7 separate regions of the Homo sapiens genome follow, and all the other regions are linked to region 6. Evidence: chromatin contacts called from ENCODE Hi-C or POLR2A ChIA-PET data. All regions are on one chromosome and are shown on one strand. The core of a region is the stretch at or near the end of the contact, and the rest is flanking DNA. Distances in the headings are between cores, read along the strand shown.

Region 1 (2,700 bases), core at 103-2,602, 760 kb before region 6:
CAAAAAAATCAAAAAATAAAATAATAAAATTAAAAATAAGAAAAACACGCAGCCCTCTGTCCTCCAGAGCCGGCATCTGACCCACGCCCGTGCACACAGCTCACGGAGGTTCAGGCCAGAATGAGAATTCCTCATCTACAGGGTGAGGTGGGGCCCAGGGTACTTGGGGCACAATGGGAGGACAGTGGTGGCAAAGGATGAAGGGTCAGTTCTCACTGCTCAGACCAGGTAGCACCCACATGCCCTCTGACTGGCCTCCAGACAGAGTGGGTACGAGGGCCACTGTGCTCAACGCCTGCAGTCTCCATGCCTCTGAGCAGGCAGGGACATGGGCTCCCCAGGAAGTGCCCATCCTCAGTCCTCAGTTATATTCTGGAGATCAGGGGACTGTGACCCTGGCCACAGGCACATCTGTCACTGAAGCCTTCATGCCCACATGATGTCTACCCTGGTACCCCCTGCATGCCATGAGGTGGGGGCAAGCACCCTGCTCTGTTGAAGAACTGGGGACGTATCACCAAAGGGCCTGGCTTGGCAGGCAGGACAGTTCCCCAGCCACGCTCCGGCCTGGCTGGCCTGGAGATAGGAGCTACGGCAAGGGCCTTTTTTTTTTTTTTTTTTTTTAAATTAAATAGAGACAGGGTCTCACTAGGTTGCTCAGGCTGGTCTCTAACTCCTGGCCTTAAGGGATCCTCCTGCTTTGGCCTCCCAAAGTGCTGGGATTACAGGCGTGAGCCACCATGCCTGGCCAGAGCCTATTTCTTTTCTTTTTTTTTGAGACAGAGTCTTGCTCTGCCACCTGGGATGGAGTGCAGTGGTGTGATCTCAGCTCACTGCAACCTCTCCCTCCTGGGTTCAAGTGATTCTCCTGTCTCAGCCTCCCAAGTAGCTGGGATTACAGGCACGCACCACCACGCCCGGCTAATTTTTGTATTTTTTTTAGTAGAGATGGGGTTTTGCCATGTTGGCCAGGCTGGTCTCGAACTCCTGACCTCAGGTGATGCGCCCACCCACCTTGGCCTCCCAAAGTGCTGGAATTACAGGATGAGCCACCATGCCTGGCTGGAGCCTATTTCTGAAACAACCGAGCCCTGTGCTAAGAGCCTGAAAGAATAGCTAGGTGCCCTGCTGATACAAATGTGGGCTTGGTCACTTCTCAGCTGTTCAGACAATCTGTGTCAAACACTCCTGTCCACGGGGTCAACCCCAACCACAGCCGGGACTGTCACTCATGGTGACTCGTCTAGGCTGGCTCACGATAGGGTGCTATCCAAAGTCAGACACGCCAAGGGCATGTGTTCTGTCATTCTGTGTTGGAAGGGCCCGCTGGTGGCATTAACCTTTGTTTCCTGGCCCCACCCACACCGGCTCTCACTCAAGTACTTGGTCAGCCACTGAGATTCCAAACCCTTTGGCCATTCAGAGGCTGCTGATAGGTGCCACCAGGCCTGGGCTGCCAGGAGACCTAAGGATGGTCTGCAAGGCCTGCTGAACTGACACTGCCTCAGCGTGACCTTGGCTTCCATGCACAGTGCTCCCCGGGCTGCAGGCTGGCACCCTGTCTCCTCACGAGCTGCTTCCTGTCACAGCTTAAGCTTCAGCTCCTGCCAGGCCCCCCCAGCCCTTCTACTCCACTGGGACAGCCCCTAGCGCCAGCTCCCGCAGCAGCCTGTGCTCGCTCCGAGACGACACAAATAACTGATGTTTATTTTTTGTTTGCGTGCTCTGCTTTCCCCATGAAGGCTGAGGAGTGGACAGGGGCTGTGTGTCACTCCCCGCCAGTACCCGGCATCCAGCACTGTGCTGAGTGCACTTCAGGCTCAGTAAACCCCAGAGGGGTAATCCCAGCACTCTGGGAGGCTGAGGTGGGCAGATCACCTGAGATCAGGAGTTTGAGACCAGCCTGGCCAACATGGTGAAACCCTGTCTCTAATAAAAATACAAAAATCAGCTGGGCATAGTGGTGCGTGCCTGTGATCCCAGCTACTCGGGAGGCTGAGGTAGGAGAATCATTTGAACCTGGGAGGTGGAGGTTGCTATGAGCCGAGATCATGCCACTGCACTCCAGCTTGGGCAACAGAGCGAGTCTCCGCTTCAAAAACAAAAACAAAAACAAAAAACCCTAGAGGGAAGCCAACAAGCCTTAGAGCTCTATCCCCCAACACTCCATTTCTGAGGCTGCCTCCTTTGCTTCAGCGGTAACTTCCTGTGTGCTGTTTCTGTGTTGTAAGCACAGTCAAACCCTTCCTGAAAGTAGATGGGGTATAAACCACAAACAGAACAGGTTTAGAGGGAGGCCGGGTAGAGAATCTTAGTTAAGAGCAGGCTGCACGCGGGTGCTGACCAAAGACTGGTTTCTATAGAGGGAAACAGCGCAGTGCAGGTCTGCCTGTGAAGTGAGCTGGGAAGGGTCTCGGGCAATCCTGGGGCCCTGAGTGCCAGTCTCAGAGCCCCATGGCCCTGCCTGGCAATAGGCTGCTCCCCTCACCCCAGGGTCTACCTTGGCCAGCCGTGCCCGCTTGATCAGGTCATTGAGCTTCCTGAGGGCGGCGTTTCGGGGCAGTGACTGGATGTCCTTGAAGAGGTCCTGCTCCTCGGCCTCAAAGAGCTTGCGGTTGTCGGGGATGAGGAGCGGGTGGGACCAGAAGGAGCCGATGTAGACCCTGACCACCTCGGGGGTGTTGATGATCTTGCCCAGGG
Region 2 (2,700 bases), core at 14-2,513, 670 kb after region 6:
AATACTTGAGTTTGCTCACAGACACAAAACGGTGCAGCTGGGAGGGGAGAGAGGAAGCTGTGGGCAAGCCGCACCCCAGGCCTCAGGGTGCCCCTCTGTGTGCTCCATCCCTGAGGGCACTGTGAGGAATCGGGTGGAATCCCATGATGCCCCAGCCCTAGCCAAAAATTCTGCCACCCGTGCCCCGGGGGCAGGCCACACCTCCTTGTGCACCATGTCCTTCCCATGGGATGCGATGGAGCTGCCATAGGCCATAGCCACATTGGCCATTGGGTCCCCAAGCAAGTGGTTGACACTGAAGGCCACGTCTGCTCCTGTGGCTGGGTATCCCCCGGGCTGGCTGGAATAACCACCGCTTGTGTCATCGAAGAGGGGAGGGGGATCCGGGGCTGCCCGGGCCCTGTGCTTGGAGCCTGTGGGTTTGGAGGTATCAGAGTAGATGACAGAAATACCAAGCATGAGCCCAAACCACCGCCCCTTCCCTGGCTGGACAGCCCTGCACGGGTCCTGGAGGCACCGATCAGTGAGGGGACCCCAAGCTGGGTGAGGGGGAGCTAACTGAGAAAAAACTGTGATGAGGGATCCTTTGCGAGAAATCCGTTGCTAAATGTAGGCAAAGAAAGAGCTGAGGCAGCGCCTAGAACTGGTTGCCCACTTGGGGTTTCTGAAGGCCTCTCACTGGAAGTGACCTCTGAACTGAGCCACAGTGAGTAGAAGTGTGCTAGGTGAAAATAACTGGGAGGGCATCCTTCCGTGAACAAAGCTGGGAGAGGCGACAGCTGGCTACCTGGAGGCCCTGGACAGTGATCAGGGACCTCATCAGGTTCACAACAGTCAAAGGAGTTTCTGGAGGAGGAGGCGGACCCCGTTTTTGCCCGACTCCGGCATGGGATTCCCAGGACTGGGCCGAGAGGGCGAAGTCCGGGACGTGTTGGAGTGTTACGAGGGGCAGGAACCCGAGTGACACCCCCGCCCTGGGCGGCGGTCCCAGTCGCTATCTCCCTCGGGGTGAGCGGGCCACGCCGCCGACTCTCCCCCCGCCGGCCGCGCCGCGCCCCGCCCGCGCCCCACGCACCGTGGGCTCCGTAGCCCGAGTGATAAGCCATGGCCGCGACGCTCGCTGTCCCCGAGGGCCCGCTGCGCCGCCTCGTGGGTACGAATACTAATGAGGCAGCTGCTCCGCGCCCAGGGTACCGACCGAGGCCACCCGGCCGCGCGACACGTCCCCCACCCCGCCGGTCTCGGCCACCATGTCCGTGGCGTCATCCCCCGCGCCTGCCATTGGCTCTTCGGCGGCGCCGGCTCGCCCCTCCCCTCTCCCAATTGGCCACTGACGAGCTCTGGCCTGAGCGGATTCGGCAGAAGGCAACATCCGGGTGAGGGACAGGCGGAGCGACTTGCGGTGCCTGGGATTGGATCACGGGCTTGCCAGTTCACGGTGGGAACAGCCAATAGAAGAGTTAAGAAAGAAGGTGGGCGAGAATTATTTGCGCGCCTGCGCGGTGAGGCACTTGACGCACCCTGCCACGACTACACCAGGGAGTCGAGAGGTAACCTGCAGCCGGAGTCAGGAGCAAAGCTTCCTTGGTGGGACGTACTCCAGGAGGGAACGGGGCGGTCGAGTTCCAACCAAGCCCTGCCCTTCGGGGCGCCTGTTTCTCCCTCTCTGGGCTTGTTTTCCTCCCCCGTCACCTACACTTCACCCAATCTTGGAACGGAGCCCCGGCAGACCCGGAGGTGGTGGTGGGAGGCCGGACCTATCAGTGACAGAGCTGCCAAGCAAGCCCCAGGATGCTGACTCCACCCGCCTCCCACTCCTCTTCTCCGCGCGGGTGCTGTCCGTCGTCCGGTGCTGAAAATGTCCTCCCGCCTCAGCCGCCATCCTGTAGACTCCCGGGGGCCTGCGTATGGGAAGATTTGGGGTCTCGAACCACACGCTCCTAGCGAGCGCGTGGCCGCACGCACACATACACGCATACTGCAAAACTGGGGCCCAGAGGATCCGAAGTCTGAGAGATTGGGTGGTATAGGTGGGGCAGGATCCTGCCCCGGGCCTGTCCCATAGACTCTCCCGTAGTCCAGCAGATTTGGGGGCAGAGGTGTGCTGATTTGCGTCCTGAAGCTGCAGCCTAAACTCCTGAGTCATCGCCGGGCCTGTGGTCTTCTTGAAGTGAGGCCCCTAAGCCTCACTTGTAGTCCCGGGGGTTCCTTTCTCTCCACCCAGGTTCTGATCACTCCCAACCCCGCGGAGACAGTCTTCAGGGGCCTCCCTCTCACAGACCTTCAGCCACCGCTTTCTAGAGAGCATGAGCAGGTTCTCTGCGACCTCTCTAATTAGCTACCAGGTATCCAGTTACACCAGATGACCTTCCTGCTCCCCAAACTCAGCCCACGTGGTCTGATTGCAGTGCCATTGCCCAGAGGTCCCCTCCACCTGGGATGCCCTTCCCCCTCATATCCACTTGTCCATAAGCCTAGTTATCTTTAAGAGTTAGTTCATCTCGTGCCTCTCAGAGGGACAAAGGGGACAGAGACCTGACCCGGTCAGGGGTGGAGGTCATAGGTTGGGTTCTAGGCCCCCTCTGGGTGCACCCAATTTGCCCTGCATGTAAGTTCCATGAGGACAGGCCCTGTTGTCATTCTCCACTTCCACCCTTGTCTTCCCAGTGCCAAGCACAATACTTGCATATGGAAGACACC
Region 3 (2,700 bases), core at 18-2,517, 840 kb before region 6:
CGTACATAGGCAGAAACTCCCTACATTTGCCACAAAAGAGTCCTTCTATTTCCCAAGGGGTACAGGATCAGAGGGAAAAGCTTTTTAAAACAAAGCGACAGGGCAGCCGATCAGACTGAGATCTAAACATACTGAACAGATTTAAAAAAAAAAACAAACTAAAATTCTCTCCCCAAAAGAGACCAAGAAAGATCAGACCCAACCATCATCTGAAGCATGCCAACCTCTCCCGGATGAAAACCCTGCCTTGCTGTAGAAGCAGAGGAGCTATCCTTGGTACGGTTCCCATTCTGGTTCCTCAAGACCAGAAGGGAGTCGCTGCACGTCATCAGGTGAGGCTTTCACGCCCTGCTGGCATTCACAGCTAGCACCCCGTCCAGCGCTGAACACCCGCCACCCCTGTTCCCGACACCAGCGGACTGGACAGCAATAGTGGGCCCCCAGTCTATACAGTTGCGCCGCACAGCCCGGCCACCTCACTGCGTCTGCGCACAGAGCGCCTCCCGCCCGCCCAGCCCTCCCCCCACAGCGCGCGTGCGCACTCGAGGCCCTAGAACCAGGCCGCGCGCGCCCAGGGGCGCCTCCGCCCGGGCCTCCCCGTGCGCGCACGCGCGCCCCTGCCGCGTGCAGCCGCCGTCGCCGCCGCCGCGCGCCCCTCAGGCGGCCGGGCCCGTCCGCGCGACGCCTCTCGCGCTCTCTCGGCCCGACTCACCTCCTCCGCCGCCGGCCGGGCCCGGCTGCTGGTCCTTACGCGGCGGCTGGGGTGGCGGCGGCTGCGGCGGCGACACGCGCTGGTAGAGCGGCGGCGGAGGGGGCGGCTGCGGCGGCGGGTACGAGGCGCCGGGGGACGGTGGCGGTGGAGGCGGCGGCGGCTGCTGGGGAGGCGGAGGGGGCGGCGGCGGAGGCGGCGGAGGCAGCGCCGCGAAGGGGAAGGCCGCGGTCAGGGCCCCCATCGAGCCCACGGGCGGGGGCGGCGGCGGCCCGGGAGCCAGCAGCCCCGCCCCAGGCCCGGGTGCAGGCGGAGGGCCCGGCTCGAAGCCTCCTTTGGGCCCGGGGAGCGGGGGCAGCCCGGGGGGGCCCAGCTTACCCAACGGCGTGGCGTTCGCTCCGGTCGCCATGGCGCCCCCGGGGACAGGCACCGGCACCTGCTTTTCCTCTGCGGCGGCTTCTCCTTCGCAAGCCTCCCGGGGGGAGGGGACCCGAATGCGCTGCCGGAGCGCGCGGAGCCCGTCCTCTCACGCGGCGGGCGGCGGCGGCGCGAGACGCACAAAGAGGGAGGAGAGAGGGCACCGCGGGGGCGGGCCGGGGGCGGCGGGGCCGGGGCCTGGATTGGGCCGGGCCGAGGCGAAGGGTCGAAATCGGCGGCCTCCGATTGGCGGAGCCTCAGTCCTTCTTGATGCGCGCTGGGATTGGCCGAACCGTTAGGCCAAGCGAGGAAATGGCGGCGGAGTTCGGTGGGCTGGGAGGTGTCGCAGCGCGCACTTCATTTGTTACTGCGTGAACTGAGCTCCGAGTCCAGAAAGGAGGGGATGGGGTGGGGCGAACTCTATGACGGAGCGACGGCGAGCTCTCTCATTGGCTGCGGTGGTGGACTCAATCAATCTCGCCTGCGTTGTAGTGTCGCGGGATTGGCTGTCGCTGGTTCCAGCCTTTTTCTACTCCCCTCCCCCAGGGGGCAGTTTCTCCGGGATTAAGCGAGAGTCGCGGCGGAAAAGGCCCAGCCGGAACGAGATTTACGGCGGGGGAGTCCTGGAGCAGGAAGTGCGCATGCGTAGATGGAGCAAAACCGCCTCTCCACCCGTCTCCCTTCACCATCGACCCTTGGGTCCAGCAAGGAAGCCCTAAGTGACGTCAACCTTTGTTCCCATGGTAACGCAGAACCTTGGGGCGGGAGCAGGGGAGGGGCTGGCGCGCGCCGGAAAACCGGCTCAGTTGACGCTGCAGGTAAAAAGACTTCCTGTTTTTTTGGAAAAAAAAAAAAAAAAAAAAAGTGACCCAAAAAGCTACGAATAGAGACGACTTATCGAAGGATTTAAAACAGTATTTGAACTGATGCAACAACATATTAGATGAAAGGTAACAGAAGGTTGTCAGTTCAAAAATTACAAATACACACTTCTATTGGAATCTCCACGGAGTTCAGAGGATTTAATTAAATGATCTTAAAATCGTATAAAACAATAACTACGGCCGGGCGCGGTGGCTCACGCCTGTAATCCCAGCACTTTGACAGGCCGAGGCGGGCGAATCACAAGGTCAGAAGGTCGAGACCAGCCTGACCAACATGGCGAAACCCCGTCTCTACGAAAAATACAAAAATTAGTTGGGTGTAGTGGTGCACTCCTGCAATCCCAGCTTCCCAGGAGGATGAGGCAAGAGAATCGCTTGAACCCGGGAGGCGGAGGTTGCAGTGAGCCGAGATGGGGCCACTGCACTTCAGCCTGGGTGACAGAGCGAGACTGTCAAAAATAAAAATAAAAATAACTACTACAGTACTGGGAAAACTTTACAAGACGGAGCAGGAGCTTGCCTTTCCAGATGACAAACATAGTATATAAAACACAATAGGCCAGTGCCAAGGCACTGGGAGGCCAAGGCGGGGGGATCACCTGAGGTCAGGAGTTCGAGACCAACCTGACCAACACGGTGAAACCCCCGTCTCTACTAAAAGTACAAAAATTAGCCGAGCGTGGTGGCAGA
Region 4 (2,700 bases), core at 63-2,562, 740 kb before region 6:
TAACTGGAAAAGTGAGGTCCAAGTGGGTGAAGGAACCTCAGATTCTGTCCCTCAGTGCACAGAAGGGCTTAGGGCCAGAATCTCATTGCAGGGCTCCCACTGCCACCACCTCATCCTGCTTCCTGAAACCCCTCAGGGCAGCACTGACCTCTTGAGAGCTGCCATTGGGAGAAGTGTTCGAACCTCAACTGTCCCCTGCCTCCAAGGGGCTGCCCCAAAGTCAGCAAGCCACAGCCGATCCTCCTCCTCCCTCCTACACAAAACCACCGTCCCAGGGGAGGCAGAGCAGACCCACACCGCACCAGAGAAGGGAATGGCTAAAAGTTTCATTGTGTTTTGCTATTGACACTTAAGAAGACAGGGAGGGGAGGGTTGATTTCCGTGAATTAGGTGCATCCAGCCTGCGGGACGGAGGTGGAGACCAAGAAAAGGAGCGCAGGAATGGCTCAGCTTCCTACTGCGGCCCTGCTGCTGAGGGGAGTGGGGCTGGGATCTGCAGGAGGGCTTGGTGGTTACCCTGGAAGATTCTGGGGAGGACAGAAGCTGGGGGAGCCGACAACGCCCACTCTTAGACCCCCAGTGGGTTTACTCTGGGAAGGGGCAGGGCCCTTGGACCAGGGAGTGGTCACTGAGGGTCTCACTGGGGCCTCGGAGACAAAGGACGGCGGGGCGACAGCCACGGGAGGGTCAGGCTCCGAGTGAGGGGTGTGCCCCGGACGCGCCCCCCGCCCCCTGGAGTGATGGGTGGGTACCTGTTGAGGAAAGCGTTGCCAAACGCGTTGAGCTTGCGGAAGGGGCGCCGCGGGTCCACCACGAGCGCGTTGCCCGGCACCACGCCCTCAGTGGGGCCGTGCATGACGGCGATGAAGGAGTCGGTGGTGGGCTCGGGCCCGATGCGCATCCCCGGGAAGTCCTGCTCGATCAGGTGTCGGATGAAGGTGGTCTTGCCCGTGCTGTACTGCCCCACGAGGAGCACCATAGGCTTGTTGTCGAAGTCAGCGTCCTCCAGCGCGGGCGAGTGGAACTCGTGGAAGCGGTAGTGCTCCTCCAGGGGTAGCAGCTTCTGCGCGTACAGCTGCCGCAGCCCCTCAGCCACCGTCTGGAAGAGCTCCGGCTCCTTCTTGCGGCGGGCATCCTTGCTGACCCAGCTGAACATACTGCCGGACACGGGGCTGGCTGCTGCGGGGCAGAGCGGCGGCTGAGAGCGGGGCGAGGGTGCGGAGCCGAGGCGGGGCCGGCCGGGGCAGGGAATCGGGAGCGACCCACACTGCGCAGGCGCACAGCCCAGCCCGTCGAAGCGCCCTCTGCCGAATGCTGCGCACCCCTCGCGGAGCGGCCTTTATAGGGTCGGTCCCTCAGTGGCGGCTAGCGCCGCCGCGGCGGGGGCAGGGCGGAATTGGGGGCGGTAGGGAGGAGCCCCTCCCAGCCCCGCCCCTCCGACTGGTGCCACGTCTTCCCCTACCCCGCCCCCATTGGCTGATTCCAAATCTCGCGAGGCTGTGGTCCGGGTGCCGTGGCAACCGCACCTGTTTCGCCCCGCCCCTCGTAGGGAGGCTCGCGAAAGTGCTGCGGTTAGGAAGGCGAGGAGCGGGCGTTCGGCGGAGACGGCCTCTGGGCCGCGCGCCTTCCGGCACCGTGGCCCCCCCACACCCCCGCGGGATGGCTCCACGAGACACCCAGTCAGGCACCCTGGTTCCCTGACTACGCGCCGCGCCCGCCGTTCGCCACGTGCGGTCCTCCAGCTGGCTCGGAATCCCCGGAAGCATCGGAGTACCCCCAGGCGGCGGCACCTCCTCCTCTCAGCCCAGCTTCCCAGACACACACTGTCTTTGTCCCCTCATCTTTTATCTGCTTTGGGAGAGGGAGAGACAGGAAAGTGGTAGCAGAGCAAGCTGAGGGAGTAGAGAATCCGGGGCGGGCTGGTGACTGGGGAAAGAAAAATGGGCAGCGAGAGGCCTGACCTCCCCTCAGGCCGACGGGGTGGGAATGGGAGAGGGACGCAAGCGAGGGAGGACATGGGTGACACCGGACTCGCGCGGGAGAAGAGAAGGCTTCCCCACAAAGGCTATAGCTGGGGCAAGGCAGGGAGGGCATGAGGAGGAAGTTGAGGCTCTCTGGCCACTTGCGTATTGGGAAGTGAAATCGGAAATTCCCTATGTGGGGAAGAGGGGAAGTGTGGGGGCAACAATGAAATCTTGTGGGAATTTAGGGGGAAGTTTAAAAACCCAAATACTTCCACTTTCCTCTCGGGGTCACCACCATTTACCATCATTTACTGGGATCTGTGCCCTACCTCCCCTTACCAGTTCCTGGCTGTTCCATGGGGCTCACTCCCCCGCCATCCTCCCCGGCCACACACAGACCCCTTTGGCTGTCCAGGCTGGTGAGAATCTTCAGTGGGTGATGTCAGAGCTTTGGGGACTGATTGTTATGTAACCAGTATCAAGACACCAACCTGTGGTAGCAGGACCCTGGGGGCTCTTAAAGAGATCTGAATTGAACCTGCGACTTTGAAAGCCTCAGGTCCAACTTCCTCGCTTCTGGGAGATGTGGAAGCCTGGAGGGCTAGGGGCCTGTATCAGGGGATAACTTGGGCTGGTAGGCTAAGAGGAAGAGGCAGGAACTCAAATCTGAGAACGGGGGATATCTCAGGGGAACTGAGTGGTGGAATCTAGAGAGGACACGATGGGAGGTTTGTTC
Region 5 (2,700 bases), core at 200-2,699, 870 kb before region 6:
TCCGGGTCAGGGCTGTGCCCTGGACTGTGCCTGGGAGGCAGGGACCCGGGCTCAGACTCGGGGCTAGGCTCAGGCTCCGTGTGCCCTCCCGAGCCACTCACCGAAGGCTTCGATGCACCCGCGGAGCAGCTCCTCCACCGTGCAGCCCTTGTCCAGGTCCAGGGTGCCTGCCATGGCCGCCGGCGCGGGGTGGGCTGGGCCCAGGCTGCGCTCCGGGAGCCTCCCACCGGGCTCGGACCGAACCCCTGTCCCGGGAGAGGCAGAGCGGGAGTCTGCGGAGTCGCGGGCGGGGGAGCGGCCCCGCGGGCAGAAACGGGGCGGGGCGGGCACGCCCCCTGCTGGACAGGGGCGGAGTTGTCCCCCGCGGCCACTCCCGGGGTTAAACGGTCTGGCCCGGGATGGTGCAACCCGCCAGTTGGGAAACGGACCCGCAGAGAGGCTTCCGGCCCACCCTCGGAGTCGCGGGAAGGCCGAGGGGCTTCACGAGGATGGGGACGAACCAAGATCCCAGGACTGGCTGGCGCCCAGCCCCCCGCAGGGCGCCTTCTCCTCGCGCCCTCTCCCCAGAGGCACCTGCAGCACCCCGCAGCTCGGCTCTGCGCCCCTCCCGCTTCCCTCCCTCCACAGCCTCCCTTCCCCCGCAGGGTTATTTTGGGAACCCAGAGCCTGAGGGGACCTCGGAGGAATTTCTCCCTGGTATGGGAGGTGGGGGGAGAGAACCCAGGCGTCCTGCCCGCCTCGCCCCCTCCCGGGAGCCCAGGAAGGCGAGGCGGGGCTGCGGCAGCCCCCAGGGGGCCTGCCCTAGGGGAGGCGGACTGGATGGGAGAGGAACATTCCTGGGGCGGGGGGAGCCCGCTGCGGCCAGGAGGCGTCAGCGGGAAGCCTGAGCCTGGGAACTGAGCGCTCCCAGGCCACCTCCGCAAAGGTCCCAGGGGTCCCGGCTCAGCTTGTCCACAGGCCCTCTTCCTCCCTATCCCCGGCTCCTGACCCTGGCCCCGGCCCCGCACAGGCGAACTGTGAGCGCGCACGGAGCAGGGTGTCCAGAGGGGGGCGCTCGCGCCAAGGGTGGCCGGTGGGTGCATGACACCATTAGCAACTCCGGTCACTGGCGGGGTCATACGCACCCTGGCAGGGGCAAACACTCCACACCCAAGTTATTCGTCGGAGGCCGGGGACCTAAGTGGAGGTGCAGGCGTCCGCACTTACACGCACCGGGCCACAGGCACCGGCCTCCCATCCTCCGTCTCTCACACACAATGGCACCCACACCCTGTGCACACCTGCACGAAGAAACCCTCAGGCACACATACCCAGCTCGTCCACCCCAGAATGCAAACCCGCGGACGAGGTCGCCTCCTGGACGTGCTGTTCACTTGAGCCAGGCCAGCCTTGAGTCCCGCGGCCACACAGGCGCTGACATCCTCACACGTGTGCACACACGCAAGGCAGTGCCTCTCCACGCATGTACACTCCCACACACATGCACACACCCCCATGGGTGCGCACGCCCATTCCGTCGCCCCCCTCCCATTTGCGGTGCAGGGCCCGCCCTGCGGCCCCAGCTCCCTGACTCCCCTCACTCCCAGATTTTGGCAGAGCCTTGCCCCACGGAAAGGTACCCCGGCCCTACACATACTCACTCCCCCAGGCTGGAGGACAGGGGAGCTCCTGTACGGAGTTCTCAGGCGGACTTTTCCTAAGAGCCACCCAGAGCCGTCCCCGCCTGGCTCTACCGCTTCCTCGTGTGACCTTGAGAATCACTTGGCCTCTGGGAGCCTCAATTTTCTCATCTGCCAAATGGGGGTACGCGGGGGAGGGCCCCGCTGGAAGGTGGCTGGGAAAAGCTGGGTGCACCGTGGAGGTCCTCCGCCCTCCGGGGATCCAGCGCGCCTTAGCTCTCGTGGCCGCTGCCCCCTCTCCCAGACCCGGGCCGCAGACTCCCCACCCGCTCGCCGCCCCCAGCCCGCCCGCGCCGCCCTGGGCGGGGGGGGAGTCGCTGGGGGCCGCGCCCTCCTTCGCCTGGCGCCCCGCCCGCGCTCGCCCACTCACTCTTGGGACCTGCCGCAAGGAGCCCGCACCGGCCTGGCCGACCCCACCTCCGTGCGCTCCCGCCCGCCGGCCTCGCTGCGGCTGCGGCTCCCGCCCGCTCTCCACGCCGCGGCCCCGCTCCCCGCCGCCCCGCCCCCGCCCCCGCGCCAGGCTGCCCCCTCCCCCCTCCGCCCCTGCGCGGAGCTCCGCACCGCCGGCTGCGCCACCCCCACCGGGGGCTCCCTCTCGCCCCGCACGCGGCGGTCCCTGCGGCAGCTTAACCCCTCCCCTGCCGCGCCGCCCGGGAGGCCAGGGCCGCGGGCGGGGGGCTGCGCCACTAGCTGCCCCGAGGGCGGGCGACCGGAGGCCCCGCCGCCCGGGACGCGGAGGGGGGACCGAAACGAAGAGCCCCTCCCCCAACCGCGGACGCCCCAGTGCCCCCCGCCCTGCCTGGGTGTCGGGCGGAGGAAGCCGGGAGGGGCAGGAAGCGGACTGCGGTGGGGAAGGGGCGCCCCGCCCAGCCCCCAGCTCGGGTTCCTGTTTTCGAGACAAACCGTTCCCATGGGGCTAACCCGGCCCGGGACCGGGCGTCTTCCTGCAGGCAGCGGGTGGCACAGGCCTAGTGGAGGTCGGGGGCGTGGGGACAGCTGGTCCTTGAGATAGTCTGGGGGA
Region 6 (2,700 bases), core at 78-2,577:
CAGCAGGCTTTTGAGATCTAGAAAGAAAAGCCCCCAGCTGCGTGCTCTGCTGCCTAGGGTGGAGGTTGGTCTCTGCTAAGGATGGGCCATCTCTGCCCTCTGCATCCGCATCGGCGGCAGCAAAACGGGGTTACAGAACCACACTTGGGAAGGGGGTGAACCCGAGTCTGGTCTTGGCTGCGAAGTTGTGGGACTGTGCGATCCATCGATTCTGAGCCTCATTATTTTCTTTCTTTTTTCTTCTTTTGAGACGGAGTCTTGCTCTGTCGCCCAGGCTGGTATGCAATGGCGCAGTCTAAGCTCACTGCAACCTCCGCCTCCCGGGTTCAAGAGATTCTCCTGCCTCAGCCTCCCGAGTAGCTGGGACTACCGGCGCGTGGCACCACGGCCGGCTAATTTTTGTATTTTTAGTGGAGACGGGTTTCACCATGTTGGCCATGCTGGTCTCAAACCCCTGACCTCGTGATCCTCCCGCCTCGGCCTCCCAAAGTGTTGGGATTACAGGCGTGAGCCACCGCGCCCGGCCATTCTTTTCATATATGATATGAGGACGAGAAAGCTCTGCCTCGTAGAGCTAGTTGGATGGGGTGGGGAAGACTGGAGGACAGACGGAACTGGCTGCACCTCAAGCTCTTGGAGTGGATTGCCTAAGGCTCTCTTCTTCTCCTCACCTGGGAAACAATCCGCTTCTTCATATCCCTTCCCCATTGGCAGAAACCTGAGACTTGTCCAGAACTTTGCCCAGGATTGGATTCAGAATAGCTGAGTCGCCCTCACAACTTCTGGATAGGGCTGCCCCAATTGCTTTGAGCCTGTCACTTTAAGAAAGACGACGCTATCCTATTTCGACTATTCCTGCCTGTTACGGAAGGTTGTTCTCTACACCCTAGGTCTGAGCTCTGACCCGGAAGTAGACGCCGCTGGGAGCGAAATCGGTCGTGACGTACGAGGTCCAGCATTAAAGGGGGCGGGCCGAGAGGGGCGTGCTTCGGTAGTGCAGAACTCTCGCTGCTACTAGGGGAGTCCACGCCTCCACCTTTTCCCCGCCTCCTGTAACTCATTGGAAGAGCTGTGCGCCAATTACTTTGCCGTTACCCAATGGCTACTCAACTGTCTCTTTGGTTCCGCCCAGTCGTCTACCCTGGGTTGGCAACGCCTGGGTCTACGCATGCGCCCAAACGCTTTTACGCTCGAACTTGCTTTAGTCCTGGAGTCTGCGCACGCCCAAAGGGCACCCCTCGCGTCCTACCGCGCCATCACCTTTCTGCGCTTGCGCATTCATGCCGTCAAGTTTTCCTTTTCCGGGTCCCAATTGGAATCGTTGGGCGCATGCGCCACTGCAGGCTGGCGGTTCGCGGCTCCTTCTTCCGGCCTCCTCCTTAGGCCGGCACCAGCAGAAGCCGGGCGAGCGCGGAGCCCCAAGCAAGTGACCTGCGACCCCGAAAGTGGACCCCAGATCCTGGGGTTCTCCCTGGTCCGGAGACTAGGGAGCTGTCGCCTGCACCCCGGGAGCACCCACCCCACGACCACCTCTGGATGCCGCCGACGGGTACCCGGCCCGTGCCCCGCGCCTGCCTGCCGGCTCGGCCCCTCGGAGCAATTCTGGGCCAGGAGTGGGGACCCGGACCCCGCCCCTGATGCAGCCCCACCCCCGCGTCCGGGCCTTGCACCACTGACTGTCCCGGCCGGCCCCGCCCCCTGCTCGCACCCTCGCGCGGCCGAGCCCCCCTCCCCCGCTGGGGGAGGCCATGGCGTGAGCGTGAGGCCGGGCCCCGGGGCCCTCAGGCGCCAGACGGGGCATGGGCCGGGGGCCGCCCCCATGAGGGTCCCGGGAGGGGGGGCGCGGGCAGCAGCGGCGGGGCCATGGGGTCGCAGGTGTTGCAGATCCTGCGCCAGGGGGTGTGGGCCTCGCTCACCGGCGGTTGGTTCTTCGACCCGCACCAGAGCACCTTCTCCAACTGCTTCCACCTCTATGTCTGGATCTTCCTGCTCATCTTTCCCTTCTTACTGTACATGGTGAGACGCCACGGCCACCTGTAACTCCAGCCGGGAGAGGGAGGGCAGCCTGGCAGGGATTCAGGGCAGTGCCCTGGGCTCTGGGACGTGGAGAGAGAGGAATCACTGCAGAGTTTGGGTCTGTGTGGAAGAGGGGCCAAAGTCTTCCTTTCTTGGATCGAGTGACCTTGAACCCTACACTTAATCTCATCCAGCTAAGCAGAATACAGAGCCCTTTGTCGAGGTCTGTGTACTGGTTGTGTGGAGAGGTGATGAAATTTTCTTGTGAGTCTGTGAATCCCAGCTATGATGTTGATGGCAGGTACATCCTGTGGGGGCGAGGCTTTGTGAAAAGGGACCTGGCTTACTTTCATCTTCAGGTCCTGCCTCCCAGCTTGATGGTGGCCGGCGTGTACTGCCTCGTGGTGGCTGTCATCTTTGCTACTATCAAGACTGTCAATTATCGGCTTCATGCCATGTTTGACCAGGGCGAGATCGTGGAGAAGCGCAGCTCTACCATGGGGGAGCTGGAGGAAGAGCCTGCCCAGGGGGACAGCAATCCACCCAGGTGGGTGGGGTAGGGGCTGTGCTGGGGATTGAGGGTTTTTGGTGCCTGGGCCGGAACCTTGCAGGGTGGAGTAGGGGCTTAGGGAACATTGGCTCTCTGAGTGATTGTGAACACTTGTCCTGTGTTAGCCCTGGAAT
Region 7 (2,700 bases), core at 91-2,590, 700 kb before region 6:
TCAGAGAGGGCTTCCTACACCAGAATTCACAGACAGCAGGCCACTGGGGGGTGCCCCCAGTTCAGGGCCCACGATTATCCTACCCCACATTTGCTCACCAGGGCCTGGCCTACCCCCAAAGCCTAGCTCTTCTGCCCAGATTAGCAGCCCCCTGAGTCCAGCCACAAAACTGAGAAGTCCCTGCCTCCATGCCCACCCCTGCTGCTCTGGACCTGGTGGATCGACCAGGACGCGCCTCTAATTGGTGGCTCCTTCAAAGCTCCCCAGGTCAGCTGAGCTGTGAGTCAGGGCTCCTCACCGTTCCCAGCCTCAAGCCTCTGACCTTACACCTCTTGGCCTCCCTAGCATCTCCCTTGGCCTCCTCCCGGCTTGAAGCCAGATCTCCCCACCTTTCCTCCAGGGCCTCCCTCCAGGCAGGGACACTGAGCCGGGGGGGTCGGTGGGAGATGTAGGTGGGGGCCATCCAGTCCCTCCCTAGACACCCACTTGGCCCATCCCACTCTCCCAAAAGCAGGAAGTAGGCAGCGACCCAGGCACACGAGGTGTTGATCAACACTGGTACTGACGTACTGACGCGGTTGTTGACATACACATCCGGTGGTTTGTTGATCCCACCTACGGGCTCAGGACCGTGGGGTCAAGAGGTCAGGGCACATGATCCACAGGTGTCCTCGCCAGGGCTCCGGACCCCTACCAGCTTCCCCCACCAGCTGCGCAGGCCCAAGTCTGTCACTGCCCTGGCCCAGCTCAGTTCCTACGCTCCCTCCCCAGCCCCTCCTCAGCCCGAGAGCCAACCTCCTTAACTCAGCCCCCAAACTCGACGAGTTTGTCTTGCATTCTCCAGACAGGTGATCTTGCCCTCTCCAGCCTCAGTTTCTCCTCCCGTGGAGACAGAAACCCCTTCCCGCTCAGTTTCTGGCTCTGGTAAGGAACTGAAGAGGCCAGCCGGGGTGCCTCTGACGCCTGGAGAGGGCAAGATTCCCCTGGCCTCTCTACGCCCGGTGCCTGATCCCCCAGCCCGATCCTGCCGCAGGGAGCCTCAGGTCGCTGCGCTCCCACCCTCCGCACCTTCCTGGACTCGGGCCTGGCTCCTCACCCAGATTTCCAGGTGGATGTCTCGCAGGGCAACGCTGCCCTTGTACAGATCGAGGCTGAGCTGGTCCAGGCTGAGGTGCTCTTGGAAGAAGTGACCTAAGTAGTGGTGCAGCAAGTAGCGGCAGACCCGCTCTTTCACACAGTTTGACCATGGCCACAGCCATCGTGACATCTCGGAGACCGCCGGGCCTGGGCCGCCTCCGCTTGCCGCCCGCCGGCGATCCCCGTCCGGCTCCGCTGTTCACTAGAGCCCCCGGCTCGCCCCGCCGCTTCTCTAGGCGCCAGGCCGCGCCTCCGGACGCCCAGCCACGCCCCCTACGCTCACTGTCATTGGCTATTGCAAAGGGCGAGGCCTACTGATTGGCTGCGCGGGGCGGAGCCTTCGGGCGCGAAAAAGGGACTGGGCTCTCTGCATGATATAGGGCTCTCAATCATGATTTACGCTTGCGTAAAGTACTGTGTGGGAGGACCTTTAACCTCCCCTCTACAGGCTCTGGGAAGGCTGTTGCTCCAGGTGCCGGCCCCTCAAAGGAATGCGCATGTGCTGATTCGTCCAACCACTTTAAGTGGTTGGGGAGGATTTAAAGGGACAGTGTCCCATCAAACTTCGTAGAAGCCTTCCCCAGAGGAGTAAACTCAGTGCGCGATCTTAAGCGCGCATCTGTGGAAACAATTAAGTGAGTAAACATTCGCATTTTGCAAAATCTTTTACCATCCTTTATCTCATTGAGCCCTCTTAATAATCGCTCAAGGTAGGGATTATTGCCACCGCTTTACAGGTAAGAAAACAGATTAAGATACGAGAAAGACCCTGCCTCAAAAACAAACAAAAATAAATAAGGGCTCTGAATCCATCACCAAGGAAGGTCTTTTTTCCCCTCCTCACCCCGGAATGCTCAGAGGGAGATTAACTGACCCTCCCTTCTCTCTGCCGTCGGTCAGGCCTTAGGCACCTCTCTGAAATAATAATAGCTTTTCATATCTCTAGTCCTAAAATCAAAGAATGGATTCTGCCTCCTTTAAGCAGGGGGGCATTGTTTTTGTACGGCCTTTGAGCTAAGTATGGTTTTTATGTCTTTTAAATGGTTAGGGGAAAAATCAAAAGAAGAATGAACTTTTCATGGCATGTGAAAAATCATATGAAATTCACATTCCAGTGTTTATACATAACGTTTTAGTGTCACACAGTCTTGCTCATTTGCTTAAGTTCTGCCCCGGGCTGCTTTCTTGCTACAAGAGCAGAATTCAGTACTTGAGACAGAGGCCTGCAAAGCCTAAAATATTTATTTTCTGGCCCTTCACAGAAAAAGTTTGCCAACCGCTGCTCTGTAGGGGGCAGCCACACAAAACCTCTTACATCATGGGCGACTTCAGGAACAGCCATAGGTAATTATGTTTCTTTTCTTTTCTTTTTGAGACAGACTCTCTCTGTCACCTAGGCTGGAGTGCAGTGGCACAATCTTGGCTCACTGCAACCTCTGCCTCCTGGGTTCAAATGATTCTGCTGCCTTGGCCTCCCAGAGTAGCTGGGATTACAGGCATGCACCACCGCACCCAGCTAATTACCGTGTTGGGCAGGCTGGTCTCGAACTCCTGACCTTAGGT

The links. Hi-C counts contacts between places; a loop is a spot of excess contacts on that map. ChIA-PET counts read pairs that join two places held with the same protein, here RNA polymerase II (POLR2A). Pooled maps may share reads with other maps.
Region 1: a loop to region 6 is called in a pooled map, with 5 times the contacts of the local background. The contact joins the enhancer-like site here to the promoter of PCNX3 in region 6. A Hi-C loop is called at or near these places in 1 of 37 single-sample maps with no recorded cell type and 4 of 50 pooled maps. POLR2A ChIA-PET finds 5 or more read pairs at or near these places in 1 of 52 experiments (activated CD4-positive, alpha-beta T cell).
Region 2: a loop to region 6 is called in a map of naive thymus-derived CD4-positive, alpha-beta T cell, with 14 times the contacts of the local background. The contact joins the promoter of YIF1A here to the promoter of PCNX3 in region 6. A Hi-C loop is called at or near these places in 1 of 168 maps with a recorded cell type or tissue (naive thymus-derived CD4-positive, alpha-beta T cell) and 8 of 50 pooled maps. POLR2A ChIA-PET finds 5 or more read pairs at or near these places in 1 of 52 experiments (activated T-cell).
Region 3: a pooled map shows a loop between it and region 6 (32-fold over the local background). The contact joins the promoter of SF1 here to the promoter of PCNX3 in region 6. A Hi-C loop is called at or near these places in 2 of 37 single-sample maps with no recorded cell type and 10 of 50 pooled maps. POLR2A ChIA-PET finds 5 or more read pairs at or near these places in 1 of 52 experiments (CD4-positive, alpha-beta T cell).
Region 4: a map of GM12878 shows a loop between it and region 6 (8-fold over the local background). The contact joins the promoter of EHD1 here to the promoter of PCNX3 in region 6. A Hi-C loop is called at or near these places in 1 of 168 maps with a recorded cell type or tissue (GM12878) and 7 of 50 pooled maps. POLR2A ChIA-PET finds 5 or more read pairs at or near these places in 1 of 52 experiments (activated CD4-positive, alpha-beta T cell).
Region 5: a loop to region 6 is called in a pooled map, with 17 times the contacts of the local background. The contact joins the promoter of RASGRP2 here to the promoter of PCNX3 in region 6. A Hi-C loop is called at or near these places in 3 of 50 pooled maps. POLR2A ChIA-PET finds 5 or more read pairs at or near these places in 3 of 52 experiments (B cell, CD4-positive, alpha-beta T cell and activated T-cell).
Region 7: a map of CD8-positive, alpha-beta T cell shows a loop between it and region 6 (14-fold over the local background). The contact joins the promoter of ATG2A here to the promoter of PCNX3 in region 6. A Hi-C loop is called at or near these places in 3 of 168 maps with a recorded cell type or tissue (CD8-positive, alpha-beta T cell and thyroid gland), 2 of 37 single-sample maps with no recorded cell type and 17 of 50 pooled maps. POLR2A ChIA-PET finds 5 or more read pairs at or near these places in 1 of 52 experiments (CD4-positive, alpha-beta memory T cell).

What each region holds. Positions count from the first base shown.
Region 1 is chr11:64,857,424-64,860,123 of GRCh38, forward strand. EHD1 (EH domain containing 1) reads right to left here. Exons shown (of 5, transcript NM_006795.4): 3 at 2,501-2,700. Among named protein-coding and RNA genes, the nearest start is that of CDC42BPG, 14 kb to the left of the region's middle. RefSeq lists an enhancer at 1,524-1,593. Within about 2 kb of position 1,353, at least 20 of the 41 ENCODE cell types and tissues checked have a DNase peak (open chromatin) inside an H3K27ac peak, as active enhancers do.
Region 2 is chr11:66,287,880-66,290,579 of GRCh38, forward strand. YIF1A (Yip1 interacting factor homolog A, membrane trafficking protein) reads right to left here and starts at 1,264. Exons shown (of 8, transcript NM_020470.3): 1 at 1,076-1,264; 2 at 202-413; 3 at 1-37. The coding sequence starts at 1,106. RefSeq lists a silencer at 881-1,340 and enhancers at 1,279-1,573, 1,441-1,580.
Region 3 is chr11:64,777,275-64,779,974 of GRCh38, forward strand. It overlaps SF1 (splicing factor 1), which reads right to left and starts at 1,268. Exons shown (of 13, transcript NM_004630.4): 1 at 1,088-1,268. The coding sequence starts at 1,118. RefSeq lists silencers at 413-722, 983-1,382 and enhancers at 1,045-1,646, 1,623-1,732.
Region 4 is chr11:64,877,309-64,880,008 of GRCh38, forward strand. It overlaps EHD1 (EH domain containing 1), which reads right to left and starts at 1,313. Exons shown (of 5, transcript NM_006795.4): 1 at 753-1,313. The coding sequence starts at 1,156. MIR10392 (microRNA 10392) reads right to left here and starts at 1,301; the gene lies at 1,215-1,301. RefSeq lists an enhancer at 1-226 and silencers at 150-219, 1,070-1,119, 1,140-1,699.
Region 5 is chr11:64,742,693-64,745,392 of GRCh38, forward strand. It overlaps RASGRP2 (RAS guanyl releasing protein 2), which reads right to left and starts at 1,450. Exons shown (of 17, transcript NM_001098671.2): 1 at 1,311-1,450; 2 at 102-245. The coding sequence starts at 174. RefSeq lists silencers at 117-446, 757-806, 967-1,016, 2,007-2,116, 2,367-2,566.
Region 6 is chr11:65,614,449-65,617,148 of GRCh38, forward strand. It overlaps PCNX3 (pecanex 3), which reads left to right and starts at 1,328. Exons shown (of 35, transcript NM_032223.4): 1 at 1,328-2,016; 2 at 2,376-2,563. The coding sequence starts at 1,864. RefSeq lists enhancers at 1-242, 1-870, 753-802, 863-952, 1,233-1,382 and 1 more and a silencer at 1,573-1,822.
Region 7 is chr11:64,915,869-64,918,568 of GRCh38, forward strand. ATG2A (autophagy related 2A) reads right to left here and starts at 1,341. Exons shown (of 41, transcript NM_015104.3): 1 at 1,097-1,341. The coding sequence starts at 1,267. It also overlaps a transcript of PPP2R5B not described here. RefSeq lists a silencer at 1,253-1,562 and an enhancer at 1,613-1,742.